Regions from separate parts of the Homo sapiens genome. Here region 2 is linked to region 1. The links are chromatin contacts, found by Hi-C or POLR2A ChIA-PET in ENCODE. All regions are on one chromosome and are shown on one strand. Each heading gives the region's core, a stretch centred on a gene start or an enhancer-like site at or near the end of the contact. The rest is flanking DNA. Distances are from core to core; before and after follow the strand shown. Region 1 has its middle 23 kb from the start of BNIP5. Region 2 has its middle 15 kb from the start of SRSF3.

Evidence for each region. A loop is a pair of places that touch in the nucleus more often than their neighbours do. ChIA-PET counts read pairs that join two places held with the same protein, here RNA polymerase II (POLR2A). Pooled maps may share reads with other maps.
Region 2: a map of naive thymus-derived CD4-positive, alpha-beta T cell shows a loop between it and region 1 (17-fold over the local background). The contact joins two enhancer-like sites. A Hi-C loop is called at or near these places in 1 of 168 maps with a recorded cell type or tissue (naive thymus-derived CD4-positive, alpha-beta T cell) and 2 of 50 pooled maps. POLR2A ChIA-PET finds 5 or more read pairs at or near these places in 3 of 52 experiments (AG04450, IMR-90 and activated naive CD8-positive, alpha-beta T cell).

What each region holds. Positions count from the first base shown.
Region 1 is chr6:36,357,875-36,362,582 of GRCh38, reverse strand. It overlaps a transcript of ETV7 not described here. Among named protein-coding and RNA genes, the nearest start is that of BNIP5, 23 kb to the right of the region's middle. RefSeq lists an enhancer at 1,340-1,499. Within about 2 kb of position 1,967, at least 4 of the 41 ENCODE cell types and tissues checked have a DNase peak (open chromatin) inside an H3K27ac peak, as active enhancers do.
Region 2 is chr6:36,577,071-36,581,778 of GRCh38, reverse strand. No RefSeq gene overlaps it. Among named protein-coding and RNA genes, the nearest start is that of SRSF3, 15 kb to the left of the region's middle. RefSeq lists an enhancer at 4,231-4,708. Within about 2 kb of position 1,923, at least 18 of the 41 ENCODE cell types and tissues checked have a DNase peak (open chromatin) inside an H3K27ac peak, as active enhancers do.

The DNA of each region.
Region 1 (4,708 bases), core at 718-3,217:
TCTGTACCGGGCACCAGGTGAGGCATTGAGTTTATATCCATTTTTCATACAATTAAAGTCCTGAAAAGTGGCAGGTCATTGAAAATTTCATGTGTCAAAGTGAACTTCTCACAAATTTTTTTTTTGAGGTGTTTTGCTGTCACTCAGGCTGGAGTGCAGTGTTGTGATCTCAGCTCACTGCAACCTCTGCTTCCTGGGTTCAAGTGATTCTCCTGCCTCAGCCTCCCGAGTAGCTGGGACTACAGGCACCCGCCACCACACCAGCTAATTTTTTTTTTTTTGAGACAGAGTCTCGCTCTTTCACACAGGCCGGACTGCAGTGGCGCGATCTCGGCTCGCTGCAAGCTCTGCCTCCCGGGTTCACGCCATTCTCCTGCCTCAGCCCCCTCCCCAAGTAGCTGGGACTACAGGTGCCCGCCACCGCGCCTGGCTAATTTTTTGTATTTTTAGTAGAGACAAGGTTTCACCATGTTAGCCAGGATGGTCTCGATCTCCTGACCTCGTGATCCGCCTGCCTCAGTCTCCCAAAGTGCTGGGATTACAGGTGTGAGCCACCGCGCCCGGCCACACCAGCTAACTTTTGTATTTTTAGTAGAGACAGGGTTTCACTGTGTTGGTCAGGCTGGTCTCGACCTCAGGTGATCCACCTGCCTTGGCCTCCCAAAGTGTTGGGGTTACAGGTGTGAGCCACCGCACCCAGCCAACAAAGAATTTTAAAAAGCAGGAGATACATTCTCATGGTTTGAAAAAGTGGCCAGGCATGATTACATTACAATTAAAGAACTGACAATAGATAAAGAATTTATGAAAAATGAGTATAATAAAAAGTTCATTAATGAAACAAATAATACAAGTCACTGTCTTGGTCCAGTTGAACCATTTACAGCATTAACCCATGAGCATGAGCTCTGGTCTTCCTCTTCTCTGTTAGGTGGATTCTTTCTTAGAAAGGCTTTTTCCTTCATAGGAAAGTTCCAGATCTAGCATTTGATTTAATCCTGGTGGCTCTGCTGGGTCTTGGGCTCTTAACTGCAGGAAGCCTGGGCTGATGCTGGGGACCCATCCTCTTTGTCACAGAGGATCCTAGGGCCACAGTCTTCCTTGGCTTCCTCCTCTGGTCCCACGGTGTTAGTGATCCACATTTTCTACTCAAATGTTCTCACAAAAGGTTTGTAGAGACACACAGAAAACACAGACCTTTACAGAGCAAAGGCCTGTACCGCAGAAATGTCCGTATCTGGTGGTAAATGCGAGGGCAGTGTGAGCTCAGAGGGAGCCTGTTGAATGCCGGTGTCAGGGCCCTGCGCTGCTGGCGAGCTCCCTCAGTGACACCTCGGCCCTCAAAGGACCTCGGTGGGAACTAAGCCACCAATGGGACAGCCCCAGAACTTGAGTGAGGAGTTTAAAGCAGGTTGTTCTGAAACCAGTATATGCAACTCAGAAATATTTTAATCGTGATCTTGATTTTTTTAAAGTCCCGAATCCTTTTGAGTTAATTGCTCATATACTGGGGATGGGGAGTGATGGTGAGTAAACAAAGGGGAATAGGGCCCTGGCTTGGAAAGTTTGCACAGAAGTAGGGGAAACAGATGTAGCTGATGAGCAAACCATTGCAGTCCCCAGGGAGAGATGACGTGAGAAGTGTGCCTATTGGGGACAGTACTGGACAAAGTGGTGCTAGTGAATTCGGCTTGAGAGGCACCAGGGAGAGTTTCCCTCCGGAGAATCACAGGCTTCTGCTCTCTTTTTCCAACTTCCCTTTTGCAGGGCTGAGGTCTGGAAGCACAGTGGGGCTGTGGGCCTTCTGATCCTTGAGGGGGTCAGGGAGACTGCACGGGAAATGGGATTCTGGGCTGTGGGCTTCTCTCCACGGAAAGGCCTGCAGTTTAAAACCATGTCCACTAGGTGGTGCAAAAGCCTCTTTTTGTGTTAGTGTGGGGCCGGGCGGTGGCTGACTGAATGTTCTATGGACAGCAAGCCTGCCTTCTCTCACGGGGAGATGTGTACTCTCCAGCTCAGGCATGCTCTGTAAGTAGACATCCAGGCCCTGCTTGAACACCTCCAGTGACGGGGAACTCACACCTCCAGGGGGCAAAGTAAGTAGCAGGGGTGGGGGTGGAATTGAGGGGCACCATAAGCCAGCTGTCCGTTGATAGCATCAGCCTCCTCTCCTAACCCACAGGCCACTGGTTTCTGCAATTCCTATTTTCCCATTCTCTTTATTGGGAATAACTTCTTATCTCCTCTTCTTATGATCACTTTATCCTTGAGTAGTTTGTCAGCAGGGGCCTAGATGAGGCCTCTTACAGATCTGGGACATCTGCTAGGGGCATGTCAGAGCCTCTCTACCCTCACCCTACCCATGTAGACCTGATTAGGAATCAAAAAGACTGGCCGGGTGCAGTGGCTCATGCCTGTAATCCCAGCACTTTGGGAGGCCGAGGCGGGCGGATTACGAGGTCAAGAAATCGAGACCATCCTGGCCAACATGGTGAAACTCCGTCTCTACTAAAAATAAAAAAATTAGCTGGGCATGGTGGCACATGCCTGTAGTCCCAGCTACTTGGGAGGCTGAGGCAGGAGAATCACTTGAACCCGGGAGGTGGAGGCAGTGAGCCGAGATCGCGCCACTCACTCCAGCCTGGCATCAGAGTGAGACTCGGTCTCAAAAGAAAAAAAAAAAGGACTGAGGCTTCCTTAGTTTTCTACTGGCTTTAGTTACACCACCCTTCTAGGACTCACTTTCTACTTTTGTAAAATGAAAGACAACATCCTTTGCCCTGCTTAGCACATGGAGTTGAGAAATTTCAAATGAAATAATGCATTCATTTATTTAACATTCATTGAGCACCTACTGTAGGTTAAGCACTGTCTAGAAACAGGAATATTGTGGTGACCAGAACAGATAAATAAACAAATCAATACAGAATAAAATGGCAGGTGGTGATATGTACTATGAAGGAAAATAAAATAGAATCAAGTGAGAGGGGCCAAATTTAAATTGAGCTGTCAGAGATGTAAAAAACATGTGTAAGCAGGAACAAATCATCTTTACCTATGTCACTTTCTCTCCTGTAGTAGACTGTCCCCTTTCTTTCTTTTTTCTTTTTTTCTTTTTTCTTTTTTTTTTTGAGACTGAGTTTCGCTCTTGTTACCCAGGCTGGAGAGCAATGGTGCAATCTTGGCTCACCGCAACCTCCGCCTCCTAGGTTCAAGTGGTCCTCCTGCCTCAGCCTCCTGAGTAGCTGGGATCACAGGCGTGCACCACCACACCTGGCTAATTTTTGTATTTTTAGTAGAGACAGGGTTTCTCCATGTTGGTCAGGCTGGTCTTGAACTCTCGACCTCAGGTGATTTGCCCACCTTGGCCTCCCAAAGTGCTGGGATTATAGGTGTGAGCCACTTCGCCCAGCCTGTCCATCCCCTTTCTGTTTAATCTGCAGGTCACACCATGAAAGATGGACACTGTTGTTAGTTTGTTATGTGCAACCCAATGCAATCTTAATGGATATGAATAATGTAGACAGGCTGGGTGGAGAAGACCATCTTGGCCTAGAGCTGCCCCTCTCCCATCCTCTTCCTTTGGGGGAGCCATCAGCTAAGACCGAGATCACAAAGTCTCCTGAATAGACCTCAGTTCTCTAGATCTGGCCCATCTAAACATCCTAACTCAAGGAAGCACGGTGTATTGTTGAAAGTGCTCTGGCTGGAAAGCCCCAGAGTTCTAAATATGGCTCTTAAAATTCCAGCAATTCTGAGCAGGAAGAGCTTTCCCCTCAGTCACATGATCATATGCTCCAGCCAGTGACAAGCTCAGGTTCTCGACCTGTGGTGTGGGGTGGGGAGTACATATCAGATTCTCAGGGGACAGCTGATTGTGGGTGGCTGAACGTGGCGTGCAAATCTCTAGAGAGCTTCTAAAGCACCAACAAAGGCACTTTCTTCTCCACCACCCCCACAAGGGTCAGTGAGCTGACCCAGTGTTAGGGTTTGGGGGATGGGGAAACTGAACATCAGGGGGACCTTGAGATTCTGGGATTCTGGGCTTTCAGCCAGGGACCCTTCCAACCTTAGGAACAGAATATGCCAACTCTAGCCCTCTGCAAACTCTAAAGTGATTTGCAATAAGAACATTATTTTTTCCTGACTGACCAGTGAGTAATTTACCAAGCTGGGTCTTGATTGGCCACCAAAAGAAAAAAGGGCCTTTGACAAAGCAGGAGACCTGAACTAGAGCCAGCAGCAGAAGGCCCCCAGTGAAATGACAGAAACAAAAGCTTGGCAGCTCAACCACATCTTTATTTTGAGCAAGATGAAGTGCCTTTCTGACAATGCAAATTAATTCACCCAGCTTTTAAGTGAGGAAGACATGTCCAGATCAAAGTCCAGCTTCCCTTCTAAGGAGGCCAGCCCTACGTCATCTGCAGCTACTGTATCAGTTAGAGTCATGCTGGCCATAGCATCTCAACTGAAATCTCAGTGGCTTGATGTGATAGACATTCATTTTCTTGGCCACATAAAGCTTGGTTCATGGGTGGGGAGGGATCTTCCCCATGAAGTCATCTGGGGACCCAGGCTGATGGAGGTTGTACTGTCTCCTTCATGTGGTTTCTGTATGGGGGATTGACACCCAGCCCGCAGGTAGGGAGGAGAAAGCGTGAAGGATTGGGGAGGTGTTTTTTTGTTTGTTTTTGTTTTTGTTTTTGAG
Region 2 (4,708 bases), core at 674-3,173, 220 kb before region 1:
TCGTCTTGAACTCCTGGGCTCAAGCAATCCTCCTGCCTCAGCCTTTCTTTTTATTTTTCTGAGATGGAATCTTGCTTCTTCACCCAGGCTGGAGTGCAGTGGTGCTATCTTCGCTCACCGCAACCTCTGCCTCCTGGATTCAAGCAATTCTCCTGCCTCGGCCTCCCCAGTAGCTGAGATTACAGGCACCACCACCGTGCCCAGCTAATTTTTGTATTTTTAGTAAAGTCAGGGTTTTGCCATGTTGGCCAGGCTGGTCTCGAACTCCTGACCTCAAGTGATCTGCCGCCTTGGCCTCCCAAAGTGCTGGGATTACAGGCTTGAGCCACCAGGCCCAGCCCTGCCTCAGCCTTTCAAAGTGCTGGGATTACAGGCGTGAGCCACCACATCCAGCCTAATTTTCTATAATTACATTTTGGTGCAAAATTAATAAAAGTTCTTTCTACTGAAGTAGAGAGCCAAAACACCTAAAAGAATGGCTTGGCTTTACAACTTTCATTTTAAATTGGTCCACAGTTAGTTTCCAACTGTTGTCAGTTAATTATCTTATTTCTCCCAATCTGGGAATGTCTCACAAACACCGAAATGTGGGAGTTTTCTGGGCACATTTGGGTAATTCTACTTTCCTGACACGCCGCCCCCCTCAACACATTTCTCCACACGCAACCACACCCCACCCACCCGACACACACATGCACACACACTAATTTTCACCCTGTCATTTTTCCTGGAGTGTACCTGACTTATAAAATGTAATTGTAGTACTTGAAACAAATGAAAACTAGGACACAGAGAAGTTAAGTAATTTGTCAAAGGTCTCACAGTTTATAAAGGATGAAGGTAGGGGCCGGGCTCAGTGGCTCACGCCTGTAATCCCAGCACTTTGGGAGGCCGAGTCAGGCGGATCACCTGAGGTCGGGAGTTCGAGACCAGCCTGAGAAACATGGAGAAACCCCGTCTCTACTAAAAATACAAAAGTAGCCGGTCGTGGTGGCACATGCCTGTAATCCCAGCTACTTGGGAGGCTGAGGCAGGAGAATCGCTTGAACTTGGGAGGCGGAGGTTGCGGTGAGCCAAGATTGTGCCACTGCACTCCAGCCTGGGGAACAAGAGCGAAACTCCGTCTCAAAAAAAAAAAAAATGGGTGAAGGTGGGATTCAAATCCCAGGTGAGACTCTGGAGCCTGGTGTCCACTTGAGGAGCAGAAAGCAGCTATGATTGGGCCACATGCAGTGGTTCACACCTGTAATCCTAGCACTTTGGGAGGCCAAGGTGGGTGGATTGCTCGAACTCAGAAGTTTGAGAACAGCCTGGCTAACGTGGCAAAACCTTGTCTCTACCAAAAATAAATAAATATATATATATAGCTGGGCGTGGTGGTGCGTGCCTGTGGTCCCAGCTACTCGGGAGGCTAACGCAGGAGAATTGCTTGAGCCCAGCCATAAGGGAGGCTGCAGTGAGCTGAGATCGCACCACTGCACTCCAGCCTGGGCAACAGAGGGACTTTATCTCAGAAAAAGAAAAAGAGAGAGAAAAAAAGAAAGCAACAATGCTTGGAAATTGCCTGCGTTTGGTGTCTCTGGGGGTGTGTGTTTGCTTTTTCAGCCCCCCCTTTCCTCCAGAGAGCCCTAAGGAACACCATGTTACATGGACAGACGTCCTTCCTCGCATGCTGGGCCCCCTGAGGCAGCACAGTTCCTGAGCTCCAAGACTCTTCCCCGTTTTGATTTCAGCCCCACCCTCCCTTCCCACTCAGTGGTGCCTGGACTTCAATGCCTGCCTCGTGTGTGTTACCTTATTTGGTTCTCAGACCTACAGAGAGGTCTGGCAAAGGATCCAGGCTAGAATAAAAGGATTGCTTGTGCAGCTGGAAGATGAGAAACCTTTGTTTCGGTGACCCTAGCTTGCACTCTGGAACTCACAAATACAGGGAAGTAAGTTTAGCCTCAAAAGCAACAACAAGAAGCAACTGAAGAGGGCAGAGTGGAGATGTCAGGATGTCACAATCTTTAGTGTGTGCTTAATTCTGTGTTTTGAAAGATATTTGTCTGTTTAGCTCCAGTATGGCTTTCTTTTTTTCCTGAGTTTCTAGAGTTTACACACTAATTTAGTTTGTAGCCAAGAAAACTCAGGCCCAGCAAGTGATAGCTGTCATAATTTCGCATAAGCTTGTGTGTAGCATTTACCACTTTTTTTTTCTTTTCTTTTTTTTTTTTTTTTTTTGAGATGGAGTCTCACTCTGTCACCCAGGCTGGAGTGCAGTGGCATAGTCTCAGATCACTGCAACCTCCACTTCCCAGACTCAAGCGATTCTACTGCCTCAGCCTCCCAAGTAGCTGAGTTTACAGGCGCCTGCCACCATGCCTGGCTAATTTTTGTATTTTTAGTAGAGCTGAGGTTTCACCATGTTAGCCAGGCTGGTCTCCAACTCCTGACCTCAAGTGATACACCCACACTGGACTCCCAAAGTGCTGGGATTATAGGTATGAGCCACTGTGCCTGGCCCATTTACTACTTTTTTTTTTTTTTTTTTGTGACAGAGTCTCACTCTGTTACCCCAGGCTGGAGTGCAGTGGTGCAATCTCGGCTCACTGCAACATCTGCCTCCTGAGTTAAAGAGATTCTCCTGCCTCAGCCTCCTGAGTAGCTGGGATTACAGGTGTGCAACACCTGGCCCGGCTAATTTTTTGTATTTTAAGTAGAGACGGAGTCTCACCATGTTGGCCAGGCTGGTCTCAAACTCCTGACCTCAGGTGATCCACCCGCCTCGGCCTCCCAAAGTGCTGGGATTACAGGTGTGAGCCACTACGCCTGGCTCATTTACTACTTTTTAAACCTGGTTCAGAGCATCTCTCTCTCAATCTCCCTCTCTTTCTGGCTGTCTTTCTGTCTCTATCTTTTTTTCTCTCTCTCTCCTCTACACATGCACACACTCATGCATACACACACACACACACACTCATTTAATCCTTGAAACTCAGGTAAATGTTATTATCTCCATTTTATAGAGGAAAACAACTGAGGCACAAGAGATTAAAACACTTGCCAAAGGTCACAGAGCTCAGAATTACCAGAGCCAGATTAGACCCCTGCAGTCAGGCTACCTAACCATAGACCCATACTGCCTCTGGGGCCCAGCAGATGTCTGAGTCCTTATCTTACTGGACTCACAGCATCTCAGCCTGTTAATTCTCCCTCCCAGTTTCCACATTCCCATCTCTCTGGCTCCTCTTCCTTAGTGCCCTCCAGAGTGCTCTTCCTCCTCTGCCTGCTAATGCAGGGGGCCCGCGGGATTCCCTCCCGTGCCCCTTCCCAGCTCCCCGTGTGCTCTCTCCATGAGGGACTTCATCTGCTTTCAGGACCTCTGTTCTCTGCTTTATCTTTGGAGGAGTGGGGGCTCTCCCCGACCCCTGAGCCATATATCCAACACACATGCTTCTTTCTCATGTCCCCAACGTGCTTCAGACCTCCAATTCACTATCTTTCCATTCTGTGTCCCATATCAGAGTGTCACTGCCTCCTGGTCACTCTCGACTGACCATGGGCCTCATGGCCTTCATACCTGGCCCCCGCCTACCTCCAAGGCATCTCGTATTTCCTCTCCAGAAACAAGCTGTGTATCCCTGCATTCAGTCCCCTCTACCTGGAATGCTCTAATCTGGATTTTTCAAACTTTTGATCACAACAGTAGGAAAGACATATGATATCACCAGTACCTAAAAGTCTATGACCCAAGGGTAGACAGAGTTGATGCTGTCTGAATGTTCGCAAACAGTGGTTGGTGACACTGTGTTCAAGTTAGAATACCGTTGCCAGGCCGGGCACGGTGGCTCACACCTGTAATCCCAGCACTCTGGGAGGCCGAGGCGGGTGGATCATGAGGTCAGGAGTTTGAGACCAGCTTGGCCAATGTGGTGAAACCCCGTCTCTACTGAAAATACAAAAAAAAAAAAAGCCGAGTTGGTGGCATGCACCTGTAGTCCCAACTACTTGGGAAGCTGAGGCAGGAGAATCACTTGAACCCAGGAGGAGGAGGTTGCAGTGAGCCGAGATCGCGCCACTGCACTCTAGCCTGGGCAACAGAGGGAGACTCCATCTCAGAAAGAAAGAAAAAAAAAAGAATACCGTTGCCAGGTCACACTAGTTAGAATTCCAGTCTGGTTTGTGTCCACACCCAGGGAAGTTATTCAAAATATTTAACCACAGTTCAGCCTGGATCCTAACTAATCAAAACAGTCATCAGAGGGTGGCAAGAGAAGAGACTGGGTGCCGGGGGTGGGTGGAAGATAAGCACTGGCTTGAGGTCTCAGAGCAGCTGCTGTCTACCAATGAACACACAACTATTTAAATATTTTAATAATTGCTACCTCTGTTCCAGAGCCTTCCCATCACCCTGTCCACCCTTTAGCTTCTTCTTCTTTTTTTTTTTTTTTTTCCCATGGACAGCCTTCTGAGCCAGGGCAGGCTCAGAAACTCCCTCCCACTTAGATTCTGAGTCCCTTGCTGACTCCACCATCTAGTCCCTCTCTCAGATTCCTTGCTTTTCTGCCACTTGCTAATTTTTTTTTTTTTTTTAGAGATGGAGTCTTGCTCTGTCGCCCAAGCTGGAGTGTAGTGGCACGATCTCAGCTCACTGCAAACTCCGCCTCCTGGGTTCTACCAATTCTTCTGCCTCAGCCTCCCGAGTAGCCAGGATTACAGGCGGACT